Linked DNA regions of Homo sapiens: region 2 is linked to region 1. A link is an interaction called in ENCODE POLR2A ChIA-PET data of the cell type or tissue named here. Cell type or tissue: endothelial cell of umbilical vein. All regions are shown on one strand. Links, peaks and the distances in the headings refer to the core of each region. The heading gives the core; the rest is flanking DNA.

The links. ChIA-PET counts read pairs that join two places held together with the same protein. Peaks named below come from ENCODE experiments on the same cell type or tissue, not always from the same donor. Only the 100,000 strongest peaks of a DNase experiment are listed, where the experiment ranks them.
Region 2: POLR2A ChIA-PET joins it to region 1 with 8 read pairs; 2 of 35 experiments call an interaction of 5 or more read pairs at or near these places.

Annotation. Positions count from the first base shown.
Region 1 is chr12:2,348,480-2,365,383 of GRCh38, forward strand. The region is part of intron 3 of CACNA1C (calcium voltage-gated channel subunit alpha1 C); the gene reads left to right. Among named protein-coding and RNA genes, the nearest start is that of CACNA1C-IT3, 87 kb to the left of the region's middle. RefSeq lists enhancers at 2,866-3,366, 4,723-5,319, 5,320-5,914. In endothelial cell of umbilical vein, for the core only: no CTCF peak of the experiment used is centred there; a DNase peak (open chromatin) is centred at 9,652.
Region 2 is chr12:2,678,367-2,690,982 of GRCh38, forward strand. It overlaps CACNA1C (calcium voltage-gated channel subunit alpha1 C), which reads left to right. Exons shown (of 47, transcript NM_000719.7): 42 at 1,078-1,430; 43 at 4,184-4,312; 44 at 7,370-7,476; 45 at 7,800-7,903; 46 at 10,081-10,413; 47 at 12,534-12,616. It overlaps CACNA1C-AS1 (CACNA1C antisense RNA 1), which reads right to left. Exons shown (of 4, transcript NR_045725.1): 2 at 12,441-12,613; 3 at 11,774-11,844. Among named protein-coding and RNA genes, the nearest start is that of CACNA1C-AS1, 6.5 kb to the right of the region's middle. RefSeq lists an enhancer at 650-1,613. In endothelial cell of umbilical vein, for the core only: no CTCF peak of the experiment used is centred there; no DNase peak of the experiment used is centred there; H3K27me3 peaks cover 270 bases.

The DNA of each region.
Region 1 (16,904 bases), core at 5,202-13,201:
AGCCACAGCACCTGGTTTAGGGCTACAAATAGTCTCCCCGAGGGAATGGGCTCATACGCCGGGTGGGCAAGGATTTCAAGTCGTCGGCACAAGAAGAGACACTATATTAAGGCCTGGTTATGTTTAGAAGCCGTCCAGAGAATGTTTGGCATGCTGAATATAAACTCATGCTTCCGTCTGCTGCCACACTTTAAGATTTCTCCCAGAGGGACCCAGAGTGTGGGGCGCCCTGGAGAAGGAGCTGGGAATGTCTCGGGGGAAAGGTTCCTTCCTCGGGAACTGGGTGGCATGGGAGAGTAGCTTCAAGCTTGCTCATGGCTGGACTTCCCAGACACAGGGTGGGGCTGTTGGATGTTACCCGTCATGTCAGCATTCAGAGCCCGGCAGGAAAAAGCCTCCTTCAAAGTGAACCCAATTCCTAAAGTCCTCCTTAATGGAATTCCTCTTAGAGGCAGGCATCGACTGGCTAACTGGTATGATACTTTGGAGTTCAGTTAGCCCAGAATGGTGAAGAAAATGGCTGTCACCCAAAACACACTGAATTGAAGGACGGTGGTGCCAGAAAAGACTGTGGGTTATCTTATCCAGCCCCTTCATCTATAACATGGGGAAACTGAGGCCTAATAGAGGATGGTGACCTGCTCTACTGATGGCATTCAGCACTACACCAAGGTCACGGGAGGGGTCTGCTCTAATAGCATGTTCCCATGGACTGGAAAACGTCAGAAGGGTAGAATACAATACAAACACCGTTAGGACTGAGATGTGGCCAGCATGAAGTCCCATGGTCCTGTGTGAGTGGAACCTTGGTGTGGAAAGTGGCCCCTGGCAGCGTTGGGACATAGAGCAGTTTGGGTGGGGTTCTAACTGGGTATGGAATTTCAACAGACTCGCAGGGAGATTCTCTAGTACTGTCTCAATTGGAATCATCGTTTTTTTTAAAGTTAAGAAGAAAAATGGAAGGGCTCAGGTGAAATAAACATTTTACAAGCAGATGCTTGCCTCTGCCAGCCTGGGGGCATTTTGAGTAGGGGCGCAGCATGCAAAGCAGAGAAGAGCTCCCACGTCTGCCCCCTGCCCTCCTCCCCTCTGGAATTTTAGCCCCTGCTTGGCATTGCCATGGGTGTGAAAGGTGGTGTCTGGACTCAGGAGGAAGGTACTGCAGAGGGTAGGAAGAGCTCTGCAGTGGTCCCACGGATCTGGCTTTAAACCAGGAGCTCTTGCGAGTCTGGAGCTACGTGAGTTCTCTGAGCCTCTGTTTCTTCATCTGCAGAATGGGGATAGGATGGTTGTATGGGAGGAACGCACCTTGCACAGTGTCTGGCACACAGCACCCTCCGAAAGGGGCTCTCCATGTACTAGGTGCTCAGGAAAGATTGCAATCTGACTAGGAGTTTTGAAATTTGTGATTTACTTAGTCTTGGGGAGGAAAGAAGAGTCGTTTTCCATGGATCAGTATGTGTAGATGTGGTTGCAGAGACAGTCAGAGAAAGAAATGGAGCCAGGACAAAGGGGTGGCCCCAGCATTCACGAAAGGTTTCAGAATTCCTTTTTGGGTTTTTGGCTATGACACCCCTCTTAGGAGTCATGTTTGTTCACTGTCTAGTGAGAAGGTGATCTTCTAGTAACCTCCTTTTGGGGGGCCTATAAGGAATTCCTTCTTGCTGTTCGTGCCTTCTCTCACAACACTAGTGTGAGACCAGAGACCCCACCTCACCTCCATCAGGTGAAGATCCAAAGCAGAGAGGAGTCCCTGACTGGACCTTCCCCAGGGGTGGGTTGTGATGAGATGAGTGATTATCAACACTGAGTGAGGGGTGGTCATGGGCCAGATGCTGCTGAAGCCTTTACTTCCTAGCAGCCTTGTTAGGTAGGAGACTGTGACTCTCCCATTTTACAGATGAGGAAGTTGAGGTAGTAAACAGTCATATAACTTGCCCAAGCACACACAAATAGTGATGTTGCTTTGATTTCAGCCAGACAGTCTGGCTCCAGAATCTGTCTCTTTCATCTCTAAGCCTTTTAAGTAGCAGAAAGAGAAAGATCAAGGGGGCAATGGGGCCTGAATGTGTCCACAATGATGGCAAACAGAAGAGGAAGTGTGCTGGGCTGCGGGGCCATTGATGCCCATGAACTGAAGAGCCCGAATGCCTGGATGATGAATGGCTGGTCACCCCCTCATATGGGCAGCAGAGGCTGTCTTCAGGCTCGGCGGCTCAGCTGCCATTGGCCTGAATGGAGTCCTCTTTTTTCCAAGCCCTTTCCCCTGGACAATTGCTGAGCTCTGCCCCCTTTCGCAGGCACCTCCCCATGTCGCAGGACACCAGAGTCTTCAGGTTGGAAGGACCCTGGAGGTCACCCTGTTTATTCTTCCACCTGACTCAGGAGTCCTTTGTAGCCTTCTTGGCAGGACCTGTCGAATCAAGCAAGGATGATGGAGAAGCCCTTGGATGTCCATCTAGTTGATAGAAAGTTCTTGTTCATAAACTCAAGCCGAAGGCTGCCCTGGAGCAGCTCCAGCCACTGGCCCTAGCCAGGCCCTCTGGTCTGTTCCCTCGGGCCCCTTCTGAAGGCAATTTCTGAGTGAACTGTTTCAGATACTCTAATGGAAGTTTCTTGGCCTTGGCCCTATTGACATTTGGGGATGGATAATTCTTTCTTGTCTGGGGCTGGCCTGTGCATGGTAGGATGTTTAGCAGTATCCCTGGCCTCTACCCACTGGGTACCAGTAGCAGTCACGCCGTACCCCCAGCTGTGATGACCAAAAATGTCTCCAGATACTGCCAAATGTCCCCTGGGGCGAAGGTGGCCGAAATCGCCTGGGTTGATCTGCTGTTCTAATTCTGCCTTGCCCAGTGCTCAGAGAGCAGCCCCCACCCCAGCCTCCGATGGCCATTGGCTGAAGCAAAACCATCTCCCTTCACCTGGCCTCTGCTGAAGCGGCCTGGAATAAACAAGGCAGCGGTCCCCAAGGCCACTTCCTGGCCCTGGAGGTGGTCTGGTTTCCTCAGTTGCCCTGTCAGCAATGGGTGGCATAGGGCCTGCCCCACCCTTCTGTCCTTCCTCTCCTCAAGGGTGGCTGATGCAGGAGTTGAGGGACCTTAGGGTCCAGGGCGTGGCTGGCAGTGGAGGGATGGGTTATTTCTAAGGTCTTTCCCACTTGTCCTTCCCCAGGGTGTGTCTGCAGTGATCTTCTCATTTGGTTGGTGTCTGCCATGCTGCAGAAGGGAAAACAGCATTGCACGCCTGTGTCCTGGCTTAGGGTCATGAGAGCGTGTTTCCTCCCATGTGGGTTCTGCAGGTGCTTCCTTGGGCTGCCCCTTTCCCTACCCCTACCCCTAAATACATGCCCACCACCTCTTCTGCACACCGTGGGTCTGGAAATTACCCAACAAGGAGACGGGAGCAAGGAAGAGACATCCCCAGGCTCTGGAAAGTCCTGAGGACAAAGCCAGGATTCCGGTCTTGTCAGGTTTTCTGTCTGCCCAGTGCAGAAGACCTTAGTAACCTGCCCTGTTATCTGTGTCCTGACTCAGAAATGTGTTGGTTGAAACGTCAGGCTTTCACCCAAAATGCAGCACAATCACCCTGTCCCTAGAGCCACAAAAATTCCCTTTCTCTGTTTCCAGTTTGTTCTGTAGCAGCTTGGTGTGAAGACAGACAGTCTAGAGCATCATCAGGTGAGATGCTCACCTAATGTCCCAGACCTGCACTGTGGGCCTTGGCAGAGGCACCGACTTGAAGACATTACTTTCTTCTCCCACTCTCCTGCTCATTTGACGAGGTCTCCTAGGCTGCCTAAGGTTGTCAGAAGGTCTGTATGGTGAGACCTCAATTGACAGGCCCTCTGAAAATACAGTTACCCTGTAATTAAATTCTTATGCTAAAAAAAGTCTTCATCAATCATACAAAATAAGCTGCCTGCATTTGATGTGTGTGGGTTGCAGGAAGATTTGGGGAAACGTGGTCGGGTTTGAAGACCTTCACAAGACATGCCAGGTGAATTCTGTGTCGCTGCTGTCATCCCGCCTTTTCCAGTAATGGCCTCCTTTCTTTATCTTGGTGGGGAGATGCTGGTTACCCCCAAGGATGCTGAAATTAGCACTGCATTATTTGTTGGGGGAAATAGACTCTGTGGACCGTTGAGTGTCTGGCAAAGAAAAATGAGTTCAGGACTAACCCTGACATACCTCTTGGTGGGGAGATGCTGGTTACCCCCAAGGATGCTGAATTAGCACTGCATTACTTGTTGGGGGAAATAGACTCTGTGGACCGTTGAGTGTCTGGCAAAGAAAAATGAGTTCAGGACTAACCCTGACCTACCTCTTTGTTGTGATATAGGATCTGAAAAGGCCCCTTTGACCTCCAGTGTTGCCAATCTGTAAGACTGGATAATGATGTCACACTGACTTTCTCAGAGCAGTGGCGAGGACCAAATCAGACTCTGCAAGACAAATGCAGTTTCAACTTATGAAGCATACACACAAGGGACTGATGGATTGTTATTGTGGAAGAAAAGGGGGGATTGTTATTTTAAGGAATCTTGTCCTTAAAGTAATCTTGGTTGAGCGCTCCACGTGCAAGGCAGTGTTCTGGGTGCTGGGGCGAGGTCACCTGTGGAATTGGCACCGAAGCAGGTCAGGTGGGAGGGAGTTTAGAGGAAGGCCACGTCACTCTGGTTGGGATGCTGGGGGCTGTTGTCCTGGAGAAAGTGGCCTCAGGCTGAGTCTGGCAGGTGGGTAGAATTTCCACAGGGAGAGATGCTGGCCTATGCAGAAGTTCTCACCCACCCTGCAAGTCTCCAAGGCCTGACTCACACAGCAGAGTGAGCCCCCCCTGGTGCTGGGAAATTCTGAAGCCCATGGGGACAACCTTGTCCCCCTGGCCGTGCTCTTATCCTCCCTACCTGTCCCATGCCAGGAGCGCTTCTATGCTGCTGCCTTGGAAGACTGTCCTAACAGGCGGCGCTGCCGCGCTCAGCACCTGGGCTGGGAAGAAGAGCACTTAGTTTGCCTCTTGGAGCCCTGGGGCTCCCTGCAGCAGGAGGTGGAGAGGGAGACGTGGAGGGTCTGCTTCCATCAAGTCAAGGTCCGAAGGGCCCCATGGAGGAGACGGGTCAGCAGCCTCTGCCCTTGGATTTGCCAAGTGCCCCCCATTGTGTTGGGGCTCAGGGAGAATACTCCAGTTTGGAGGGCTTCCTGGAGGAAGTGGAGCATGACCCGTGCCTCAATCTAGAGGAGATTTGAAGGGGAGGCTGTCTGGGGGTGGGAGAGACAGTGCAGGCCCAGGGCTGAGATGGCCAGAGCCTGTTTGTGGGATTCTGATGAGATGGCTTGGCTGAGGCAGAGCTGTGTGGGGAGAGGCAGGGGAAGGAGATCAGGGCGGCTGGGAGCACACCTTCTGGTCCCGAATGCTGGGCTGTGGTGCTGCACTGTCCTGCCATCAGCAGTGGGCCTTCTGTGTGTGGCAGGATGAGACGCTAGTCATGTTTGGGTGTGATTAATCTGGCCACTGTGTTCACACAGGTTAGAGGAAGGAGAATCTGGAGACAAATGCCTGCCCAGCGACCACTGCAGGGTCCCGGGAGCTGGGTGAAAGTGGCAGAGCTGGGAGGTTGCTCTGAAATGCTGATGGGGATGGAGTGGGGGCTGTCGGGAAGGACTGGATGGAGTCTGTTTTTCCAGAACCCCTTAACCCAGTGGAAGCCCCGCCTTTCATGTGGGCCCCGCACAGTTAGGCTGCCCGAGTCCCTCTGTCCTCGCACCCTCACCTGGCTCTCTTGCCTAAGCCTGTCACAGAAGCCCTGCAGAGCAGGAAACACAGAGCAGAAAGCCACGCACACAGCTTGTGTTTCCTCTGGCGCCTCTAGGTCGCTCTGCAGCCACCTGCTTGGAGTGGTGATAAGCCAAATCTTTCTTTAGAGGAGCGAAAACACAGCTAGCCAGGGCTGCAGCTATGACTGCAGCCTGTAGGGAAACGCCGGGAGGAACAGGAGACTGTTGAGAAGGGGACGGAGAACCTCACCAGCAGCTGAATTGAATTCCATCTTTGAGACCCAAGAGAGGGAAAATGCCTTTCCGCATGCATGCTCTCCTAGCTATGCTTGTAAGAAGTGCGTGCTTCTGGTTGGGAGAGCCCAGGAACGGAGTCCATCCTTTCTCCTGGCCTCCAGGGAGAGCCCAGACACTCCTGACCACAGACTGGCTTGTAATTTGGCTTTTCTGAGCATGGCAAGAGAATCCTGCATGTCACTTGGGCCTGACACCTGCTTTTGCCTTCTCCAGACACGGCAAGACTGGCCTTGACTTCTGGTTCCATTCTCGTTTCCCTGGGCTGCTCTCCACCTTCCAGGCTTAGCTGGAGTAACCATTTCAGAGCTGGTCGTTTCCCCGCAGCTTTAGATTCCATTTTGGTGAGGAAATTTACATTACCCAGGTGTGCACTTGGGCAGGCTGAGCGACCTGAGTGAAATGAAGCCAAATCCTGGAGGTGCAGGTGTGAGGATGGGTCTGGGTGTGGGGTGGGGTGGAGGGCTGAAGAAGGAGGCGTAACATTGTGTAAGGTTGGATATTAAACCTACTGCAGCAAAACCAACTCTGCCCGCTTCCCCGGGTATTTATCATGCTTACCTTCTACCGCACACACCGTCAGTGTGAACTATTGCATAGAAAAGGGTTTTCCAACATTGCCAGGTCAGAGCTGATTAAGCTTTCACTTAAGACCAAGAGTGGATTAAACTTTGGGATCTGCCCTCCTCCGGAGGGGGAGAAGCTGGCTGATGTTCACTGACATGTGGCTGCATGGCCACATCAGTTGTTAAATATTGAGAAACTTCAGCTGTCCTGTGTCCCTGAGTGCCCATCCCCCATCCAGGACCTCCCACCCCCCCACATTTCCTCAGTGGAAGGCTGCTCCCTGGACTCATTTCGGTTGGTGGGTGCCACCGTGGTTCAGTATTTTCAGAAGTTCACTGTAGCCTGCAGGTTATGCCAAGTCCCTTGACACTGGGTCCTCATATTTCCTGCTGCTGTATTTTTTCCTTATGAGATAGAAATGAGACTTGTCAAAACCCTACTGACTCTGTTAGGCCCAGCCCAAATGTCACTTTGTCTACTAAGACTGCCCTGGTCACCTGTTTCTTGGCCCACCTGACACTTGGTTTATACCTCTTTTATGGAAAATTATATTTAACTTCCTATTACAGCTATGGCTTGCAATGGGGGCGATTTTACCACCTGGGGACATTTGGCAGTGTGTGGAGACAGATTTGGTTTTCACAACTGAAAGGGGAGCTACTGGCATCTAGCGGGTAGAGGCCGGGGATGCTGCTGAAGAGCCTACAGTAGATGGGACAGCCCCACCCCAGAGAATGATCCAGCCCAATAAGTCAGCAGTGCTGAGCTGAGAGATCTACAAGCCTCCGTGTCTGTTCAGCTCCTTCCTGGGAGCTCCCAGAGGGCAGGACACAGCTGCTTGCATCTTGCCCCAACCCTCTCCTCCAGGCCCGCAACCCCCAGGAACCAGGGTGAGACATTGCATTTAGTTGGACACTCAATAAATGGGGCTGAATTGAATTCATTTAGTTAAATGGAATCAAATCGAATTGAACCTAAGCTGCCCTGCAGATCGTTAGGCAAATGCACCAATTACCTGGTGCAGTAGCTTAGTCTTTCCTTTGCTTCACAATCAAGAAGTGGCCTCCGTGACCTAGACTGGGGACTTAGGGATGAGAGTGAAAATTGAAAATGCTTGCAAGCTGTGGCCTTGAGTGGTTTCAGACACTTCTCATTTATTGTGCATCTTAATGACACAAGTAACTCTCTGACCTTCTTGTCTCAAAAGTGATGGGGCCAAAAACAGCCACTGCCCCAACTGTCTGTTGAGGAAGGTTGGAAAAGTGCAGGACTGTCCAGAGTCTATACTGAGAGGCAGTGTGGTATGGAGCTGAGCTCCTCAGTGTTCTCACATTGGAACCCACAGAGAAGATGCTCCCATCTGAACTGTATGCCCAGGAAAGGGGGCAGGCAGGCGGCTGGCTCAGGCGCTGCCCTTGGCCCCAAGGCTGTGGGAGCAGAGCCTGTCACACCAGCAGTGCATTAGGGGCACACTGTTTGTGTGAGCACTCTGGTGAGGCAGAAAAAACATGACCTGAAGAGGCAGATGACCTCTGTGTGGCCAGCCCCTTCACCAGCGCTAGCTGTCTGACCCTGACCTGTGGGCTTGCCCTCCTCTGTAAAGGGGAATAGAAATTCTTCCCTGCGTCCAGGCAGGGGCTGGACTTGGTCAGCTTACGTGCCTCTCCCCAAATATACTAAGTGCTCTATATGCATTGCTCCCCTCCCCTCCACCTGCATTCCCATTCCACAGATGAGGCCGCTGGGGCACAGAGAGATTGTGTTGCTTGCCCAGGGTCACACAGCTAGTATGCAATAATGACCGGTTTCAAACTCAGAGTCCATGCCTTGGCCGTTCTAGAGTGCTGCAGCATCCTTTCTGTCCACTTCTCAAAAATGCAGCCTCTGCCCATCCTTCCATCCTCCATGGGGTCTTGAAACTCAAGCCTGCTTTGCCTGGGTGTTTTTAAGCTATGCTTGCAATATGCGCAGTCATCTCTGGGCTTTTTATGTGTCACTCATTGATGAGAACCAAAACTGGACAAGATTAGAAGTGAGGCTTTCCTTCTTTCCAAGATTGGATTTTCTGTTCCACCCAGAACAACCTGCTGTTCCCCAGCTGCACGCCCTGGTTTCAAGTAGGTCTAAAATTACAAGAGAATCACCTTGCTCCAAGGAAGCTGGCATCTCTGTTTCCTGATGAAAGTAGGTACTAGAGAGTGGAGCTACCCAGAAACCAGGGGGTGGCATGTTGGCCATGTGGAGGCAAACAGAGCTGTGTTTTCTTTTCTTGGCCTTCTTAAAGATGTATCTAATTTGGGGCATGTTTTGTTTGGTTCATCTTGTATCTGGAGAGGTTCTTCTTTTCTCCCTAAGTGACATCCCTCTTGAGCCCACAATTCCCTCTTCTCAAGGTGAGTAATCCTCTCTCTAGCTGTTCATAATTGCTAATTAGTGAACAAAGAGGCTAACCAACAAAATTAGCTATTGGGCCAGGGTTTAGGATTGAACCAAAGGGTGGAGAAGGGCTTTAGTCTGCTTGTTTTTTATTTGTTTGGGTTTTTTTTCCTTAAAAAAAAAAAAAAAAAAGGAATCGGCCAGGCACAGTGGTTCACACCTGTAATCCCAGCACTTTGGGAGGCTGAGGCGGGTGGATCATCTCAGGTCAGCAGTTCGAGACCAGCCTGGCCAACATGCGGAAACCCCGTCTCTACTAAAAATACAAAAATTAGCCAGGCATGGTGGAGGGTGCCTGTAATCCCAGCTACTCAGGAGCCTGAGGCAGGAGAATAGCTTGAACCCAGGAGGTGGAGGTTACAGTGAGCTGAGATCATGCCATTGCTCTCCAGCTGGGCAACAAGAGTGAAACTCAGTCTCAAAAAAAAAAAAAAAAAAAAATCGCAACAAAACATACAGCCCTTCCCCACTGGTAATTTATCATAATCGTATCTAAAGTGTTCTTACCCAACATGTTCACCATTTGAGGAAAAGTTACTGATGATTCCTTATCTCATCAGCTATGGAGGCCTCAGAGGGGTTTTCCAAAGGAAATGCCTGACCTCAGCATAGGATGGAAGAAGGAGGTGCCGTTCTCCGGGAGGGTGTGTCCACCCCAGCCCATCTGCCACCAGGCTGGCCTAAAAGAAGCGGCGTCCTCCTGTGTGTGTGTGTGTGTGTGTGTGTGTGTGTGTGTGTGTGTGTGTGTGTGTGTGTGTCTCTTTGTCATCTTCAGCATATCCAGTGCAGAAAGAGATAGAGGCATTCATATTCAGCAAATGTTTCTTGGCATGTAATTACATCATCTCTTTAAAATCTCATTACAACCCTTTCCATTTATTGGACCAAGAGATTGAGGCTAAGATTTACAGACTTCCTCTGGGCCACACCTAGTAAGTGGCAGTAACAGGAATTAACTATACTCTCTAAAGTCAGTGGCCGTAGTGTTAGGAATTTACGACTAATAAATGCCAATTCTGTTGGGAAGACAAAAATTATCATATAAGAAAGGACTTGAAAGAAAGGAGAAGTGCTAAATGACGAGTTTCTAAGTGCACTAGGCTTTCTGGAAACTGCACAATCCAGGTTAACCGCAAGCGGTGGGCAGTTTGTGGGTGAGAGAACAGTGCGCACGCCCACATGGCTGTTCTGTGAGATCACCTCTTGGGAAATATTTAGAAACTGGTGCCCACTTTCCCAAGTTTCCAGCAAAGCCTACAGTCACTGTCCTCACTGGAGGTGCAGTCAGTGTTCTTCTGGGCCCCCGAGACTGGGAAGGCAGATTCTTACTCCATTTCTGTGCCTCTTCCACTGCCCTCTCTTCCCTCTGCTGCCTTCTCCCTTTCCTTCTGCTCTTTGTAGAAAATAGGTCTGCAGCAGCCACTGAACTTTGTCTCTCTTTGTTCTGCTCTTGGTCTTACTTCCCTTCTTTCTCCTTCCACCTCTCCTGGCTGATTTTTCATATCATCCCCATGAGAAAGCTTTTTGCCTTCCTTAAAAATCTTCTCAAAAGTGAATTTCTGCTTATGGTTTAAACAGATACCATTGTCAGCAGGGGTCAGTGATGACCCACCCATCTCCTACACTCCTTCCCTTTGCTCTCTGGTTCCCACATTCGATTCTGTTTCCTCCCACTTGCTCGGTCCTTCGGGTAGTCTCAGCTTGCCCTGATCTCTACCACGTGAATGGAGGGAAAGCTAAGCCGTCCTTCCTGGCTTTCCAGTGAGCCAGTGGGTGGACCTTCAGCCCATAGACTCACCTTCCTGCCTATGTGAGCATCCAGAAAACTTTTGGGGTGTGTTACCAAGGAGACAATGGAGTATTTATTGTACTACCTTCCTTAGACTTTCTTATGCAACCTGCCCTCTTTCCCGGATTGCTGTGATGCTGCAGGGAGGTTTCTTAAATTAATCTTGTCAAAATAGCCTTCGAATCCTTTTGGAGCAGGATTTTTTTTTTTTTTTTTAAATCTCACAAGACACAAACTGTTCAAGGGAAGAATTAGGAACAAAGACAACTTGGGGACTGGAGAGAACTTGGAGAGCATTTAGAGAAAAGCGGGGAAATGATTGATGGGTTGGAAAATAGGAGCATGGATGAATGGTGAGGGGAATGGAGATGATTTAACTGGGACAGAGAGGCTGACAGGTGACCTAGTAATAGGCTTCCAGTTTGTGGAGGGTTAGGACATGGAGACTGGCTTCCCACTACCAGGGAAGAAAAGACACTTAAAGTGGGAGGTAGGGGAGCCTGAGGCTACAGGAAGAACTCCTTATCACAGGGTCTGTTAATTATAGCAAGGCAGGATGGATCACAAGCTCTTCCACCAAGCAGTCTTCCCAGACGAGAGCAGCACTGGGACGGTGGTAGGGATTTCTGTAAGTCATCCAGTGCACAGCTTCCCGATCGCTTGTCCTCAGATAGTAGCGAGATGGCTGCCTCAGCATCTCCAGGGACACGTAGTAAAAAATACAATTTCGTGGGCCCTATCCAGACCTCCTGGTTTAGAGTTTCTGGGAGGAAAGTCCAGGTGTCTGTATTCTTAAAACACACACAAACACACCCCACCCCCCCCCACCCCCCCACCCCACACACACACACACACACCCCACCCCACCAGGACAAATGCAGAACTAACTCATTGAGAACCAAGAGGCTGGTGATGTGAGGAAAGAGGAAATGCCTCCCCCGGATTCCTCAGGTTGCTGCCTGCAGCATCCCGCTAGATCTTCCACTGCCCGGGAGCTGCTCAGGAGCCCAGGCCACACCTGCCCTGGTGGCTCCGTCCAGCATCCCTGCTGGGTCACTTGGAATGGACGCTGGGGCATCAAAGCTGCCCTACAGCTCTGAAGAACCCCTGCGTCTCTCCCTAATGACAAGGGTGCTGGGAAAAATGCTCATTCCATGTTTTTATCTGGACTTCACCAGCAGTCACTGAAGTCTTAGGTCACAGTTCTGTGGAGTTTTCCAACGGGTCCCTCAGACACCACCGCTGCCCCACAGGGGCTAGAATGGAATGAGCTTGGGAGTCAAGAGATGTATCTGCCTTGAGCTTGAGCAGGTCATTTTACCTCTCCCCGTTGCAGTTTCTTTCTCTGGAAAAGGAGACACCCGGACTGGACAGTCTCTGAGGTCCATCCAGCTCTACCTTTCTGTCTCTACTGGCTGTTTGAAGAATTGCAATGCTCGAAGAGTATAAAGTAGATTCAGTGTAATATTTCGTAGTGAAGTATTTTAAATTCAATGTTTTTTTTTTCTTTGCATAACTTATCCTAGGGAAGTTGGGAAGGATGAGGAAAAATATACGAATCCACTCGTCTCCAGCTAGCTCAGCTTGTGTGTAGGCCTGCCGTTCACCACACACGACCATGCGCAAGCTCTCTGGTCCCTTGGTGGCAGCATACCAAACTACAGATTCTGTTCTTTGGCCTCAGAACAGTCTTGTGTATGTTTTAAATGTGTAGCTTGGAATCAACGAGTATTTTTCATGGGGAGACTAGGAAGGTTGGGGGGCTGGGATCATTATTTCACACACTTATTTGCTTGTTTCTTGCTGAATTCCAGATTGCGGTGGTACTTTAAAAAAAAAAAAAGCTCCAATATCAATTTTAATTTTGCTTCTAACCTTTTGGACCAGCCACACCCTGACACTTAAAAAATAATAATGAAATGTTAGTATAAGAAAAATTGCTAGCTGACTATCCCAGCCTTCCTCCTTAGTAACTAAACCTGATTTGGGGCACATTGCTACCTAGACTGTAATAGACTTTCCAGTGTCCTGCATGGCCAGGTGAGCTCTGGACGATGATAGAGATAAACTAAATTACTGTAGGCTATAATTTAAGGAAGCCTCCTTTAAAAAAGTAAGGAAAGGATCCTTTTTTCCTTTCTCCCTTCCTCCCTTCATTTCTCCTTCCCTCCCTTCTGCCTCCCTCCCTCCTTCCCAGGGTGCAGTTGTAATGGCTGGAGTTCTAGCAGCCACTTTGGACCATAAGATGGAAGCCAAGCATTGAGGATGGCAAAGCAGAAAGCTGAAAGCCTGGGACAGGATGACCATGGGGCTGCCATCCCATCCCAGGACTGTCTCCCTTCAGACATCTTTTATGTGAGAGAAAAATAAAGCCACTATTATCTTTTGTTTTATTTATGCAGCTGCACCAAATTCTAATGAATCCATATAAGTTCCAGGTGAGCTGGCTTAGATGGTGAGAACCAAGGTCAAAGGCAAAGGGTAGCCCTGATAAGCAAATGCCACTGCTGAGTTGCTCAGAGCAGTAGACTTTTGCTATAACATAGCACAGGAAAGGAGAGATTTTGGAGACAGATGGAGTGTGACGTCGAGCTCTGCCTGAGACCGACTGTGATCTTGATCAACTGATTGTCTTGAGTCTGGATTTCCTAATTTGTAAATTAGAGTAATAATCTCCACCCCGCAGGCCATTCATTGGCATTAGACATCGTATGTATTAGGTGTCTTGTTTAGTACCTAGCACACAGCTGGTGCTTAAAAATAGTGGCTCTGTGTGTACATAGGCACATGGTATGTCCCCCTGGCCACAGACACTGTGCTATGCGCTGGGGACATACAGAGGCATACGGTGTAGCCCCAGCTCTGAGGGGGCGTGAAGGCCACTGGGACATCTCCAGTGTTGTAGCATGGGGCCCAGGTATGCAGCCTGTGTGTGCCTTCATGCTGTGATGCAGGCTTGGGAATGCATCCCAAGCCTGTGTACAGTGCCAGAGATTGAAGGATCCCATCTTAGACTGGCACTTCTTGGCCTTCACTCACGTGGGCCTGTGGCTCGGGATACTTCCCTTCTCCTTTACTCCTTCTGAATCCTACATGTTTTTGTGGCACGCGGAAGTCCTTCCTCCCCCATAGACCCACCCAACCTAGTCTAGCTAATCCTCAACATTGCACTGAGCTTATTTCAAGACCACACAGTTCAAGACAACACTTGTTCTCCTGCTGGGGTGCATGTGTGTCCTCTCCAGCTGGACCATAATCCTCCTGAAAGCAGAGCCCCGTTCTGATCGTTCCTTTAGTGTGGAAGGCACAGTAGGCACTCAGTGTTTTGATGGAGAAAGCTGAGTTTTACAGTTAAGAATATTTTTTTCTGCGAGGGCTCAGATCAGGCCTACAGCCCTCTCTCTCCTGTGGCTGCAGACTGTAATGAGGGAGAATGGAAAGAGAGCAGGGAGGGATGGCTCAGCCCCAGGTGCACACATGGCCCAGCCCAGATTCTAGGCCCAGCGGGCATCAGGACAGCTGTGCCAGGCAGACACAGGAGAGCCTTCCTCTGACCCAGGTGTGAACTGGATGATAAAAGATGGTTTCTCACCCTAAGGAAATCTCTACATAAAAGAAGTTCCCTCATCAAAATCCTCCCAGTGGCCGTAACAGGCTGTTAGTCACATGCAATAATGGCCTGGGGTGAGTAGGTATCAGGCAGCTGGGCTGAACTGCCTCCTTCCATCAGGAGTGAGCTCTTGCACTCCCACATGGTCACAGTATGGCCCTCCAGAGGAACACTCCCCTCACCCAAGAGCCAGTCCTGCATCCTCTTGTCCCAGTTGTGCCCTTTCCCTGGCTGACCATAGCATTGTCTGCTCTTGGAGGTTCCCCGTAAGGAGACAAGCTACCTTGGATGGCTTCCTGATCAGGGGCCTGCTTCTCCCTGGAAACCCACCTTGTCTCATCTCATAATATACTGAGGAGGATCTTGGAAACCACTAAAATGATCATTCTTCCCCTCTCCATATCATTTCTATATTCCTGCTTTTGGAAACTCCACATCATTTTGACCTGGCTCAACCAATTAGGTAGTCCACTCCAAATAAGTTACCAACCCGTACTCACAAAACCACTTTCAGCTGTCGGAGGAGAGGTGGCTATCTGGCGCTGTTTGCAGATGTCTTTCTCTTCTGTTCTTGTTGAATCCTTCCCCAGTTTGCTGGGGTTCCCAGTGGGGGAGTGCTTCCACAGTGCCCACCCCACCCCAGCCTCTGCCTCTCCCCACCCTTCCTGCTTCCTGTTTTCTAGAGCTTTTTTCTTTCTTTCCCCTGAAGGTGATCTCTGTATAAGAATAGCCACAATATGTGTGTGGGAGGTTTAGCAACATAACCTGGAAGATCTCTTACAGCCTCTGGAGTCTTGATTTCCTTGAGTGTCTTGGACTGGATAATGGTGTGTATTAAGGTTTGGGGTAGGGGGACGGTAAAGAATACCTCTGCTTCTTCTTGGACCTGTCAGTGAAGCACAGTTTGGAAGGGAGAAGGCTGGGGATGTTCAAATAGTAGGCAGACCCCCTGAACAACAGTAGCAGGTGTGGTCCAAACTTACTGGCCGGCCTGCAGGCCAGGAGGCCAGTGCCATCATCCCCTCGTGCCTGGTGACGATCAGCCCTTAGAGCTTTGAGTGCCAGTTTAGCAGAGAGGGTGGACTGATCCCTGGTCTTCTCCAAGGACAGCCTAACTCATCAGTCAGCATCCCAGCCCCAGACCAGCCCCAAGGTCCACTGCATCTGATGTGAGTCTTCAGACCTAAACGAGAGGTGAGGCCGGAGTGAAGGCCCACACTCTCCTTTTAGTTCTCTTTTTTTTCTCCATTATTGGCATGATTTTGACAGTCTCTAGGTGAATGCCTATAAGGACAAAGGAAATAAATTTAAAATGTGAATGCAATAGGGAAAATGCAATTTTTACAGGCGTCTCTGAGAGTTGGTTTTCACTTTAAGACCTGGCAGTGGCAGTAAAAGTGCACACCTTGTTTGAAAGGTGCAGTGCCAGTGGGAGAGGCTGGGAGTGGACCAGACATCTATGAAATCCACACTGTTGTAGAAACCTGTAAACCCGGTGTGGCGGCCCAGTGCAGAGACTTAGGATACAAAGAGAGAGGAACTTAAGTTATGTTGTGGAAATGTGACTTCTTAATACCGTTCAGAAAATAGGTACAGAGGCAACAGTCCCAATCTTCTGCTAGAAATTTCACTCGGCTAAAAGCAGAACGTTTAAATACACTCTTGCCATGGGCTGCTGAGAGGTCCAGCTCTCAAGAAGTGGGAGCAGCTCTAGGGATGGCCACGCTGGGCTCACTTCCGAGAAAGAGGAAGAGTTAGTTGGGGTGAGGAAATCATGGAGGAGAAAGACCAGTCATTTCGGGGCTCCTCGTCCTGAAAGCAGAGACTGCCGTACAGAACTCAGCCCACGGAGGTCAGCCACAGACACCTCAGGAAGCACAAAGAAGAGAACGATCTTGTGATTCCAGGAGAGTCTCTGAAAAGAAGGTAGTTCAAGAAGAGTAGAACAAGCAGGGGCTTGCAGAGAATGAGAATACCACATGGGCCTCTGCGGTGAATTTAAGGCAAGAAGGAGAATGAGGAAGCAACAGCCCCTGCCTGTGAGTGGCCTACAGGCTAGAAACAGAACAGCAGACGCTGCCACAAAGGAATTGACCCAATGCATTTACAAAGCATTCCAGTCTTTCTTGTCCAGCTTTATCCCAAGTAGTGGAAGAACCTCCTGATACTTTCTTAAAGCTTCTGACAGTGATCTCTGTGAAATTATGGAGCGTGTGTAGGGGCCAGAGAAGCGAAACATTTTGATTTTCTACAGCTAGGAGGCTGTAGGAGAGTAAGCTCGATGTTAATTCCTGGAAGACTCTTAGGGTATATTCTTTAAACAATAGTGTGTGTGCTTTCAAAAGAAATCGGTAATTTTAGGAACATGGCAAATTAACTGAACTTTCTTTTATTGTAGGTCTACTAGGTTTAGATCAAAAGAATACCGAAGATA
Region 2 (12,616 bases), core at 4,556-12,555, 330 kb after region 1:
CCAAGACCCCTCCAGAACTCCCCTTTCCCTCTCCTTTCCTGGAGACTGAAGCTGCCCAGCAGTTGCAATAGTGAAAATTAAAACGGCTGTACCAGAATAAGGGGCGTTTATCACTCATTTGTGTTGCCTGCCTCACCACGCTGGTGTTTGGTTACAAATCCTTCTATAGCAAGGGAGAAGCTGCCAGCCATAATTGTGCAGGACCCTGCTCACACCGCTCTCTCCCGGCCGCGGGCCCAGTTCCCAGGCTGTGGAACACACAGGGGGCAAGCTGAGCCCATCCTGCCCCTGCTCCGTCTCTTCCTCATCCTTATTCTTGTCACTGGGAGACATTCGTCACTGAGTGGCCTCAGGGACATGGCATGGTGGTGACACAACCCGACAAGACACCAGAAACCAAAGCCTCAGTCACCAAGGCCCAGGGATGCTCTGATGTCAAGGGTTGGAACAACCGTGCAAATAGCTACTTGCCCACTTCCCCAGGACAAGGAAAAGAATACTGGGGAAAAACATTGGCTCCTGGTTTTAAATCTCTCTGAGTCCCCGAGGGGAAAAAGACCATCATGCAGGAAATTCTTCATTTTCAAAACCGTTTGGCCAACCAGCTTTTAGCTCTGTGAGCACACTGGGTTTCCATTTTTTAAATCTGGTTAGAATCTTCTGGTCGCTCTCCCAGCCCCCGCCCTCACGGTGTGCTGGCTGCTCTTAGGGACCACCATCCTAGACGTGCCCTGGAAACTCACTCCCAGCCTTCAGGGGCTTCACTGGAAACCTCCAGGGCAGCTCGTACCAGCGGCAGCCCCTTGCCCAATCCCATCCCCACTGGTGGGTGGGTTCTCCCAGCTGCTGCAGAGGGGAGTCCAGAGCCTTGAGACTCCGGGTCCCTCCCTCTCTGGAGCAGCCAGGCATGAAGAAGGTCCTCAGGTGCTCCTGGCTCCCAGCAGGGCTGTGCCTACCCGAAAGAAGGCAGCCCGCCTTCCCAGGCCCTGCACTTCCCTGACCTGGCTGTGGAGGCTGCTCTCTGGGAGGAGTGGGTGCTAAGGGGCTTCTCCACCCACCCCTCCTTCTTGCCTACAGAGGGCCGGTGGCCTGTTCGGCAACCACGTCAGCTACTACCAAAGCGACGGCCGGAGCGCCTTCCCCCAGACCTTCACCACTCAGCGCCCGCTGCACATCAACAAGGCGGGCAGCAGCCAGGGCGACACTGAGTCGCCATCCCACGAGAAGCTGGTGGACTCCACCTTCACCCCGAGCAGCTACTCGTCCACCGGCTCCAACGCCAACATCAACAACGCCAACAACACCGCCCTGGGTCGCCTCCCTCGCCCCGCCGGCTACCCCAGCACGGTCAGCACTGTGGAGGGCCACGGGCCCCCCTTGTCCCCTGCCATCCGGGTGCAGGAGGTGGCGTGGAAGCTCAGCTCCAACAGGTAAGTGGGAGGCTGGCCACCCCAGGCGGCACACAGGGCCCACGTGCTGCAACCCTCAGGAGACAGTGGAGGAGACGGAGGCCTCGGCCAGCCACTTGTCCCTCAAGCTTCCAGGAGGTTGCTGCCCCAGACTCCAGCAAGAGCAGGAGGCACTATGCTGTCTCCCAAGTCCTGCCCTTGATCAGACCTGGCAGGCTCAGGGCAAGTCAGCAGTGGCCTGCGGCGCTGGTTCTCCCACAGGGCCCTCTCCTCTCCCACACTTCCTGAGTGGCAGAATGTGATCATCAGATGTTTGTGTTCCGGCTTCACAACAGAAACCATCCCGTCTGCCCTTCCCCGAGTCTCTGCCCAAACCTGGCCTTTCTCCCAGCCGAGATGGGAATGGTGTTTCCATTGCTTCCCTGGAGCCCCTTTGCCAGCCTCCCGGAGAGGGCATCCCCTGTGGGAGGCGCCATCTGTAGCACTGGCCCATTCTGCCCAGCACAGGATCATTCCTGGAGGTCTTGACTGTACCTCTTACTCCTGACTCACTCTTTTCTCCTTGTCCTCTCATCCCTGTGCTCTAGGATGCACTGCTGTGACATGCTGGATGGTGGGACCTTCCCTCCCGCCCTGGGCCCCCGCAGGGCTCCTCCCTGTCTGCATCAGCAGCTCCAGGGTTCCCTGGCGGGGCTGAGAGAGGACACACCCTGCATCGTGCCTGGCCACGCTTCACTGTGCTGCTCTTCCAGAGTAGGAGAGTGGCTCCCAGCAGGCTGCACAGCCCCCCAGCATGCCAGGTTCTTGACATGCTCGCCCTCCAGCTCAGAAAATAATAGAGAAGTAGCAGCTTCCCTCTAAACCCCTGGAAAAGTGTCCATCCAAGGAGCAGGCACACCTGCCGCTGGCCTGCCTGTCCCTGCAGAGGGCCCATTTCAAGAGGGCTGCATGCAAGCCCATGGGACTCAGGCATTTAATTGTGTCAGACGACAGGCCAGTTAAAAGGACCATCTCCCTGTCTGCTTTCCTTTCTGCAAGGTTGGCTGGTTTAGCCACCCAGAAGCAGCACTGGGGGCATCCTTCAATTCATGAGGCCTGCACTGCTGCCTTCTGTGTGCACAGGGCAGTGTGCTGGGCACTGGATTTTATGTGCCGGCCTGAAGGGCTGGCTTTGCATAGGAGAGGATCTAATCTAGGCATCTAGTCTTGGGGGCCTGCACCTGTTGTGGGGGCCTCATCCTTCTCTGCAACCTCACTCCCCTTCCACGGCCTTTGAGGACCCAAGTACTGGGTCCCCATACCCCCTTCTCCCCTCTGGCCTCATGAAGCTTCTGCTTAAGGAGGGCTCCACGTCCGTCTTTAGCATCTCAGGGTGAACTAATTCCCCACCCTCTAAGGGCATTTTCATGTGAAGCTTTGTTCTCTGTGACATAAGGGGAGAGGGATGTTTAGAGGAGCTGGGGGAGGAGACCCCAGGGGATTTCCTTGTCCCCACAGATATATCTCTCCACATAGCAAAATACATGCAAAGCACCCGGCACAGTGCCCAGCACACAGTCGGTGCTCATGAAATGTCGGTTCCCTCTGCCCACTGCAGATGGTACAAACAACACACAGGGCATCAAGCTTCAGCTTGGTGAAGAGGAGGAGCATAGCCCACGTCCCAGCTCCCTTGTCCCCGTGTCACAGCTCAAGGCTAACGGCAGCTCTAGTGCCAGCATTGCTTGTGCTGAGGATGGGCCAGCACGTCCTGTGCCCGGTGGCCCCCAAAAGTGCTGCTGCCTGCCTGCTGCTGCTCTGCGTCTCCAGCTCCTCCCTCCGTGCTTCACCAAAGCCCACTCCACCTCCCTCCCCTCCCAGTCCTCCTGGAGCTCCCACCTCTCATCTTTCCTTCCACTGCGGGGCGGGTGGCAGTCTGCAGTCCTCCTCCTCGAGAGAGAGAATTGCTTCTACCCTGCCTGGGATGCTCAGAGCCAGGGCACTGATTTAGCACTCGGCTCTGAGAGGATGGACCAGGATCTTTCTCTGATGCCCTCAGGGGTCTGAGGATAAAGTGGGCCCAGCATGCAAGGTCTATAGAAAGCAAGACAAAGGGAGGCACTGAGCTGAGCTCAGACAGGAAAAGGAAGAGGCCTTGGTCCAGAGCTAAAGATGACCTGACCCTGTCCCAGCAGGGAAAGGCACGTTCCGATGTGTGAGGATCTGGAGCTCAGGAGGGATTCAGGCTCAGCAGGGACTCAGGCTCACTGCCTTCTGCTCAGGAGAGCAAACCCCTCTAGGTGAGGCTTCCTCTCTGTGCCTTTACCCCAGGGTGCCAGTGTCAGAATCAAGGGCACCATCAAAATAAGAGGCCAAGGACTTCTCAGCTATGCCAAATGCCAAAGACCCAGGTGTCATAGCTGGAGGTGAGTGGGGGGCAGCCTCTAAGTTAGGCAGGGCATATGTCATTCCAATTTCATAGGGAAACTGAGGCATGAGGTGGACCAAGTGACTTGGACCAGAGGGTAAGTGGATTGGGGTCAGGACTCCTGGATCCACAGCAGACATCCTTCTCCCAAATGGGACCCTCACCCTAATCTGAACACTTCTATGGATCCATCAGCAATCACAGGAGAACAAAGCACCAGCAACTGTATGCCTGTTCACGTGTGTGTGCTTGTGTTTGTGCACGTGTGTACACCTGCATGTGTGTGCGTGTGTGATGCTTTACTTGCTGAAGGAAGTGGAGGAAGGTTGGCAGTTTCTGATGTTTTTCTTCATCTTGGATATTGTAGGTGCCACTCCCGGGAGAGCCAGGCAGCCATGGCGGGTCAGGAGGAGACGTCTCAGGATGAGACCTATGAAGTGAAGATGAACCATGACACGGAGGCCTGCAGTGAGCCCAGCCTGCTCTCCACAGAGATGTGAGCTCTGCTGCCCTCTGCTGAGGCTGACCCAAGTGTGGGAACAAATGTGGGGAGGCAGAGGCAGGTCCCTGAGATCCCTCCTCTGGGGCTGATTGCAGGAGGAGAGGAGATCACAGAGAAAACATCTGCACCGCCTCTTTCATCTCCTCAGTGAAATGGGAGCCCCCCAACACACAACACACACAAACACACACACACCACACACACACACAGACACACACAACACACACATACACGATGCCCTTTTTAGCTTGGGGTTTCCTCGCCAGGAAAATTTCTGAACATTGTTTTATAAACATTGTAGGCTGTAAGACACAGTCATAAATATATTTTCTGGTGAGACTCAGTATGCACATACATATATAGATAATTAAACAAGTGTTTCAAGACACTGCTTATAATGAAGCTGCCCAGAAGAGGGCACTGGTGGCAAAGCCAGGCCTGAGATTTTTGTCCTTGCTGCCATTCTTAGAGTATTTTTAGCTGCAGTTCTAGATCCTTTAGAAGGTGGTGACATCCATTTGGTCACTAATGACTAGCCCTTAAAAGCAGGTGCAGCACAGCACAATATCAGAAACTATCAGAATGCGTCAAACGTCACAAAGGTAAGCGCTGTGCTGGGAAACACTTGCTTAATTGCCAACAGATGTGGCTATCTGGGGGTCTCCTTGAGAAACATCTTTATGACTCTGAGTCACATCCACAGAAGTTTGAGACACAGAGTGACATCCACAGAAGTTTGAGACACAGTGTTTCCGAAGCTTTTCTGGCTCTTTTCACCCTCAAAGCCCTGTCTCATCTGTTACTGTATACATGACTCACAACAGGCCTCTGAGACAGAGAGGGCATATGTCATTTCAATTTTGTAGAAAGGGAAATTGAGGCATGGGGTTTTCCCCAGGGGGTAATGCCTGGGTCCCATGGGCTTGCGTGCAGCCACTTGAAAATGGGCCCTCTGGAGGGACAGGCAGGCCAGCGGCAGGTGTGCCTGCTCCTTGGATGGACACTTTTCCAGGGGTTTAGAGAGAAGCTCCCACTTCTCTATTATTTTCTGAGCTGGAGGGCAGGCATGTCAAGAACCTGGGATGCTGGGGGGCTGTGCCACCTGCTGGGAGCCACTGTCCCACTCTGGAACGGCAGCACAGTGAAGCGTGGCCAGGCACGATGCAGGGTGTGTCCTCTCTCAGCCCCGCCAGGGAACCCTGGAGCTGCCGATGCAGACAGGGAGGAGCCCCACGGGGGCCCAGGGCGGGAGGGAAGCCCTCACCGACCCCTCCCAGCATGTCAGTCCATTCAGTTCCTGAAAGGACTTCAGAGTGAGGAAGGACTAGCCTTGCAGGCTTTTGAAGACAGGAAAGGTGTGGCTGGAGGTGGTGGGAGGGGACACCAGGTGCCCCACCCTGAGGAGTGTGGGGAGAATGGCAGCCAGGCCAGCACAGCATGCGGCTTCCTGGGGTCCAGTGCTTTCTGCTCGGGAACTGGATGGGAAGAGTAGCAGAAGCACCTCCTTTTCCCCAGCATAGAAAGAAGAATCGAGTGAGTAAGGAAAAGCATGGAAAGAGTCCCAACCAGCGGCACTTGACAAATCACTCAACTGCCCTGTGCCTTCGTGTCCCCATCAGCAAAATGGGACGGTGGGGGTGACAGGCCTTCTACTTTTCTGACTCAGTGAAACACGGTCAATATAAAAAAGGGAAATACCTGAAGCTCCTTATGAGATAACTGTCTCTAAATTGATTCTTAGAGAATACAAACGAATGCCTGACCACCTACCCTAGAAATCAGGAAGAGCATATATTTTAAACTATTTCGGTTATTCTAGAGTGCTTGGTGCACCAGGCACTCTGCTAGGTTGTTAAGAACCCAGTCTCCATCCTCAAGGAAATTCCACAAACTAGGAAACTAAGAGGGTCTCAGGAGAGGAAGATAACACAGAGTTTCTCACTACCCCCAGAGTGGTACAACCCCCAGGGGTACAGGCGTTCAGAGAAAGTTGAGGGCAGGGTGACCTGAACTGGTACCACGCACAAGGTGAAATGGAAGCTGGATCTGCAAGAGCCAGGGTGATTTGCATAAGAAGAAAATACAATAGGGAGGCCTTAGCTAGCTGAGAGTAAGAGCTAGTCTTGAAGGTATAAATACTGCGGTCTGCACTCTACCAGCCTTCCTGCACATCTATAAATCATCCAAGTCTCTGTGCTGTACCATGAGCAGGCATGGAGTCACCCTCAGAGGTGTGGGGTGGCACCAGGGACCAGTGAGTCAGTGGTCTCATCTGGGAATGAGGTTGGAATGCAGCTGTGCTTCTTGAACTGCAGGCTGACCCAGCAGAGATTGTGAATCAAAATTTTAATAAAAATAGAACAGACTAAAGTGGACTGGGACTCACCAGGGTGCAACGCATGCACCGAGGGTAACCAAAGGCTATGAGGTTTCATTCCATCAGGTGTGTCTGTGCATGATGAGAAGCTGTCAAATCTACTTCTCATCGAGTTTCCATCAAAGGCCTGGAAGCCATAGACTAGATGCCCCATGAGGTCCCTCACAGCCCTGCTGTTCACCTACTGAGTGACCGTAGAGTGGTTGTAGGCAGCTGCTTATGTGCTCTTGCTGATGAGGGGGTGGCAGGGCGGGAGAAATCGGGGGACGGGCATAAGTTTGGGTGAAAGTTGAGGGTCACTGGGGAAAACAGCATCAGCTCATGCAAACACGGGAGCCAAGGCCATTCCCCAAAAGAACTTCATGGGCCTAGGATTCTTTCCGCTTTCTCAACACCTTTGACCCCAGAGTGCCTTCACTGCCCCAAGTCAGAACTGCAGGCTTATGAGACAGGCTGCGGGTGAGGAGCTGGCCATTCCCACTGAGCAGGCCTGGAAGACGTCAGGGGCAGGCCAGAACTTCTTGGGGTGGCAATTCCCCAAACCTGCATGTAAGCACAAAGTGTGCGTCCCTTCACTAAGGATCAGAGCAAAGTGCTTTCCGGGGGTGCAGCTGTCCCTGTGGGTGGCCACTTCTCAGCCTCCAGGAACAAGCCCCATGAGCTCTCTGTTCCAGGCTCTCCTACCAGGATGACGAAAATCGGCAACTGACGCTCCCAGAGGAGGACAAGAGGGACATCCGGCAATCTCCGAAGAGGGGTTTCCTCCGCTCTGCCTCACTAGGTAAATGCACCGCTCGCTCTCTGGATGTGGTCGGCGGTTACTCCCTAGAGAACACTGGTCAGGGATGATTGGGAAATCGTTGTGGCCTGCCTCAAATCAGCCCCACACAGTGGGGCATTTCCAAAGCAAGGAGACAACATTCCAAAGGCAGGGTGTGCAGGGATGAGCCCTGGACACCAGAATACGTCTCAGACGAGGGGAGGGGAAAGGAGGAGCGTCTCGGGCCATAGTTACTGCTCCTGGCACCCCACCAGGGTGTAAACTGTCACAGGCCAGTGCCCTGTTTTCCTGCCCTGATGGTGGCTCTCTGGCTGGCTTTGCAGGTCGAAGGGCCTCCTTCCACCTGGAATGTCTGAAGCGACAGAAGGACCGAGGGGGAGACATCTCTCAGAAGACAGTCCTGCCCTTGCATCTGGTTCATCATCAGGTAGCTCACACTTTTGGACAGGCCACTGTCACCTGCCAGCAGGCCAGACAGTCCCCAGGGTGACGGACAAATCCTGAAGACTTCAGTGGGTCTTGCCTGTCTCAGATGGCTGGCACGTCCTGCCCCTGCCCTAAGAGCCATCCCTGTAGGGCTTCACACTCCTGTGCAGGTGAGGGCCACGGCAAGGTCTGCAGCATCGCAGGTGGGGGCCTAGGAAGTGCTGGTGCACAGGAGCTCTTTGTGTGATCCTGAGGACCCACAGCTGCAGGTTCCACCTGAGCTTTCTTCTTAGGCTGCCACAGATGCCACTGACGCCTCTGACACTGGCCTATGCCTCAGGGCACTCAGGAAGATGTACTTGTACCTAGAGTTTGAATATACCTGGAAATTTTGCCACACAAAAATCCATCCAGTGACATAAAGAAGTGATTAAAGAACCCACCAGCAACATGGTCAAGAGTAGGGAATGACATCCGTGGGAAGCAGGTCCAGGGAGATTCCATAAATGAAATGTCTCTTGGCATGGCTGACTCCAGCTGAGACAGTGAAATCCAAGATGCCAGGACCAAACATGCCTTAGTATCTTTGAACTTCAGTGTTATCTAAGGCCAGTCTATTAACCCCAGGCAAACTGAGGTCTAAACCTGGGTTTCCCAACATTCTGACCTTATTAAAGTTATACTCTTTTATAGCATGGACCTATGTTTTAAATAGACCTATGCTTTGTACCCAAAGGCATTCAACTGCCAATCAAAAGTCATAATCAGCATGAGATGGCCAGTGTGGCCTGGCTGAGTTGATAGTACTTCAGCTCCAAAAAATAAACAGGTTTTCTTAGCCTGTGTGGTGTTGTCTTCCACTGGGCTTTCTGAAATAATGAATATGGCCTTACACTTTTCTCAGATTCCCAGGGACCCAGGAGCCCCAGGCTGAGGACCACCATGGGCAGGGGCAGGAGGTGGAAGGATGTGGGGACACTGTGTGTGCTATCTTAAAAGATTTCTAGAAGTCGATTTCACCTATCTGTTCTTGTCGTACTGGTAGGCACGAAACTCTCCTCTTCATCTCTTTCTCCTCCTGTACTCTGTGACCCTAGAGGTGGTCTTTCCCCACCACAGTGTCGCTCTCTCCCGGGAGCACATCCCATCAGAGCAGCTCACCCTGCAGAGCCTCTGCCCTGGCAGGTTGTCATGGCAACAGCCAGACAGGCCTGGTCCCTACCCTCAGGATGCTCAAGAATATTCAGGGACAGAGGGCGTACCGTGTGACTTTTTTTTTTTTTTTTTTGAGACAGAGTTTTGCTCTTGTTGCCCAGGCTGGAGTGCAATGGCACGATCTCGGCTCACCACAACCTCCACCTCCCGGGTTCAAGTGATTCTCCTGCCTCAGCCTCCCAAGTAGCTGGGATTACAGGCATGCACCACCATGCCTGGCTAATTTTGCATTTGTAGTAGAGACTGGGTTACTCCGTGTTGGTCAGGCTGGTCTTGAACTCCCGACCTCAGGTGATCTGCCCGCCTTGGCCTCCCAAAGTCCTGGGATTACAGGCATGAGCCACTGCTCCCAGCCCTGAATCTTTTAATCACAATACAGCACCGGATTTAACAATGGCTCAAAGACAACCTGAGCTAGAGACTGGCAGGGCATTATGAATGGCCCCATTAACTGTGAGAACTAAAACCACAAATACTGGTTTTCCCAACTCTTTGTGAGGTGCACAGCGCTTCTTCACAGACCTCATTGCGCTTGAGCCTCACACCAGCCCCACAGGGCAGATGGATAGACAGCATTCGTTTTCTGGCTTTACAGACATGCAGGCCTCACCCTGCTCTCCATTCTATTGAGGACAAAACCAAGAGCGAGAGAATGCACAGCTGACAGGTGACCAGGCCAGGGCTAAAAGCAGGTTACCACGACTTCACCCAATCCCAGCTTTCAGAAGTTACAGGAGAAAGAGATCACTTCAGACCCAGATGATCCTAAGATGTATTTTGAGATAGTTGAAAGTCATGCCAGGTTGAGATAGGACCGACAGGGGAAAATAATGGCATGGGAATACCAGGCAGGTGGAGCTAGCTGGACACAGCAGCTGCAAAGCAGTGCTTGCTCAGAAGCAGGGGCCTGCCTTGTTTGGGGTCGGCCACTCCTATTAACTCACACTCCTTGTGTGTCCGCAGGCATTGGCAGTGGCAGGCCTGAGCCCCCTCCTCCAGAGAAGCCATTCCCCTGCCTCATTCCCTAGGCCTTTTGCCACCCCACCAGCCACACCTGGCAGCCGAGGCTGGCCCCCACAGCCCGTCCCCACCCTGCGGCTTGAGGGGGTCGAGTCCAGTGAGAAACTCAACAGCAGCTTCCCATCCATCCACTGCGGCTCCTGGGCTGAGACCACCCCCGGTGGCGGGGGCAGCAGCGCCGCCCGGAGAGTCCGGCCCGTCTCCCTCATGGTGCCCAGCCAGGCTGGGGCCCCAGGGAGGCAGTTCCACGGCAGTGCCAGCAGCCTGGTGGAAGCGGTAGGTGACTCGCAGATGGGCAGGGGGGAGAGGCCACGGGCAACAAGGGGACTTGGCATGCGGGGCTGAGAAGGGAGCACCTGGCTCTTGCCAAATTCATTGCAGTCAATATCTGAGCCCGAAAGACCCTCCCTCTCAGGGCTGCAGGAGGGCTCGTGTGCGGAAAGCCATGACTGCACAAGATGCTATGGGCTCTCTTGAGGCTGGGCCCACTGCAGAGGGCGGCAGAAACCACTGAGCAACTTATCCCTTATACTGCAGCTGCTCGACATGCAAATGTGAGCCTGGCTGCCTTTATACACAGACAGGCAAGATCCAAGGTGCTCAGGCCTGACTGCCCGTGAGCATCACCTGGGGAGCTTTGGAAACCCGGGACAGATTAACTGATGATTGTTAAAGCTCTTCGATGATTTTAACGTGTAGCAAGGTTGAGAGCCACTAGCCTAGAACAAGCGAGCTTTCAGTCCCACTGTGCTCTGCCTGGTCAGAGCATCTAGTGCAATCCCGGCACCACATTATTAGGGACCTTTGACACACTGGAACAAACCCAACAGAGGATGACCAGGATGGCAAGGTTCCTAGAAACCATTTCCTAGGAGAACCGTTTCAGGGAATTCGGGAAGAAAACCTGGAGAGGAGGTGACTTTGGAGGGTGCGATACACCTCTCACACCTGCAACGGGTGGGATGGGGAAAGGGTGGCAGGCTCAGCCCACCAGCGGACAGATTTCAGCTCACATGGGGAAGACCTTCCCAAATGAGCTCTTCCAAGATGAGAGGGGCTTGCCTGAAAGGTAGTGAGCCCCCCATCATCAGACATAGCCAAGCAGAGACTGTGCTCATCCGGGCGTCAGGCTGTGGTGCAGGAGGTGGGGCGTTAAACCAGGTGGCTTCCAAGGTTTACCTCTCAAAGTCTGGTATTCCTGTGGCCTCGATCATCCTGCATTCATTTCACAGACCTTCCCTGAGCGCCTACCATGTGCAGGCCCTGTTCTAGGTACAGGGACACAGCTGAGAAACAGAGCTTCTGCTCTCATGAGCTCACATCATGGTGAGGAGAGACAGATAATAAACACATACATATATAACACATCAGGAAGGTCAGGAGTGCCAAAGAAAAACTAAGCAGGGCAAGGAGAGAATGAGTGGCGTGGGCAAGGAGCAAGACAAACAGATGCCTGAAAGGAGCGAGTGCCAGGCTGCACTCAGCTTCCCCCGACCCGCTGGCTCAGGAGCCGATTTTCCCATAGCCAGGCACTAAGCAGCCGGTAGGGAGGACAGAGAAGCTTAAGGGTCACCTGCTGGCCCTTCCCAGCAGAAGCAAGGCAGGGGCATGCGCCGTGTTTGCACAGATACCTCACCCCTGGAAAGGCAGCAGCAGGCAATGGGCAGTGGGCCTGTCTCAGCAGTTTCACCAGGGAGAATGGTTTCTCTGAAAGAATAGTATAAAGGTTCAGTGGGTGTCAGAAAGGAGAGAGGCAGGCTGGGATCTGCTGATACAGCATCAGGGCAACCCCCCGGCCCCTCTGAGAGCCAAACCTTCTCTGGTTTTTGTTTTGGTTGTTTTTTGAGACAGGGTCTCGCTCTGTCACCCAGGCTGGAGTGTAGTGGTACAATCACAGCTCAGTGCAGCCTGGCGCTGCTGGGGTCAAATGATCCTCCCACCTCAGTCTCTGGCCTTGCTAAGATCACAGGTGTGCATCACCACACCCAGCTAATTATTCTTAAATTTTTTGTAGAGACGAAGTTTCCCTGTGTTGCCTGGGCCTGGTCTCGAACTCCTGGGCTCAAGCAGTCCTTCTGCCTGGGCTTCCCAAAGTGCTGGGTGACAGGTGTGAGCCACCGTGCTGGGCCATAAGCAAGTCTTCATATATTTGATGACAGTGTTTGACCACCCCAGCCAAAACTTCTCTGGCCTGCACATCCCTAATTCTGGCAGATGCTCCATCTCCACTTGTTCCCCATGGGTGCCCCTCCCAACACACACACGTACACGTGCACACACGCACACTTCCCCAAGTGACCTACCAGATACCCCCTCGCTCTAGCCCTCAAGGGAAGAGCTGGGCTCCAGGAGTAATGTTCCTTTGGTTCTTCATGGCTCCCACCCCGCTCCTTCAGGTCTTGATTTCAGAAGGACTGGGGCAGTTTGCTCAAGATCCCAAGTTCATCGAGGTCACCACCCAGGAGCTGGCCGACGCCTG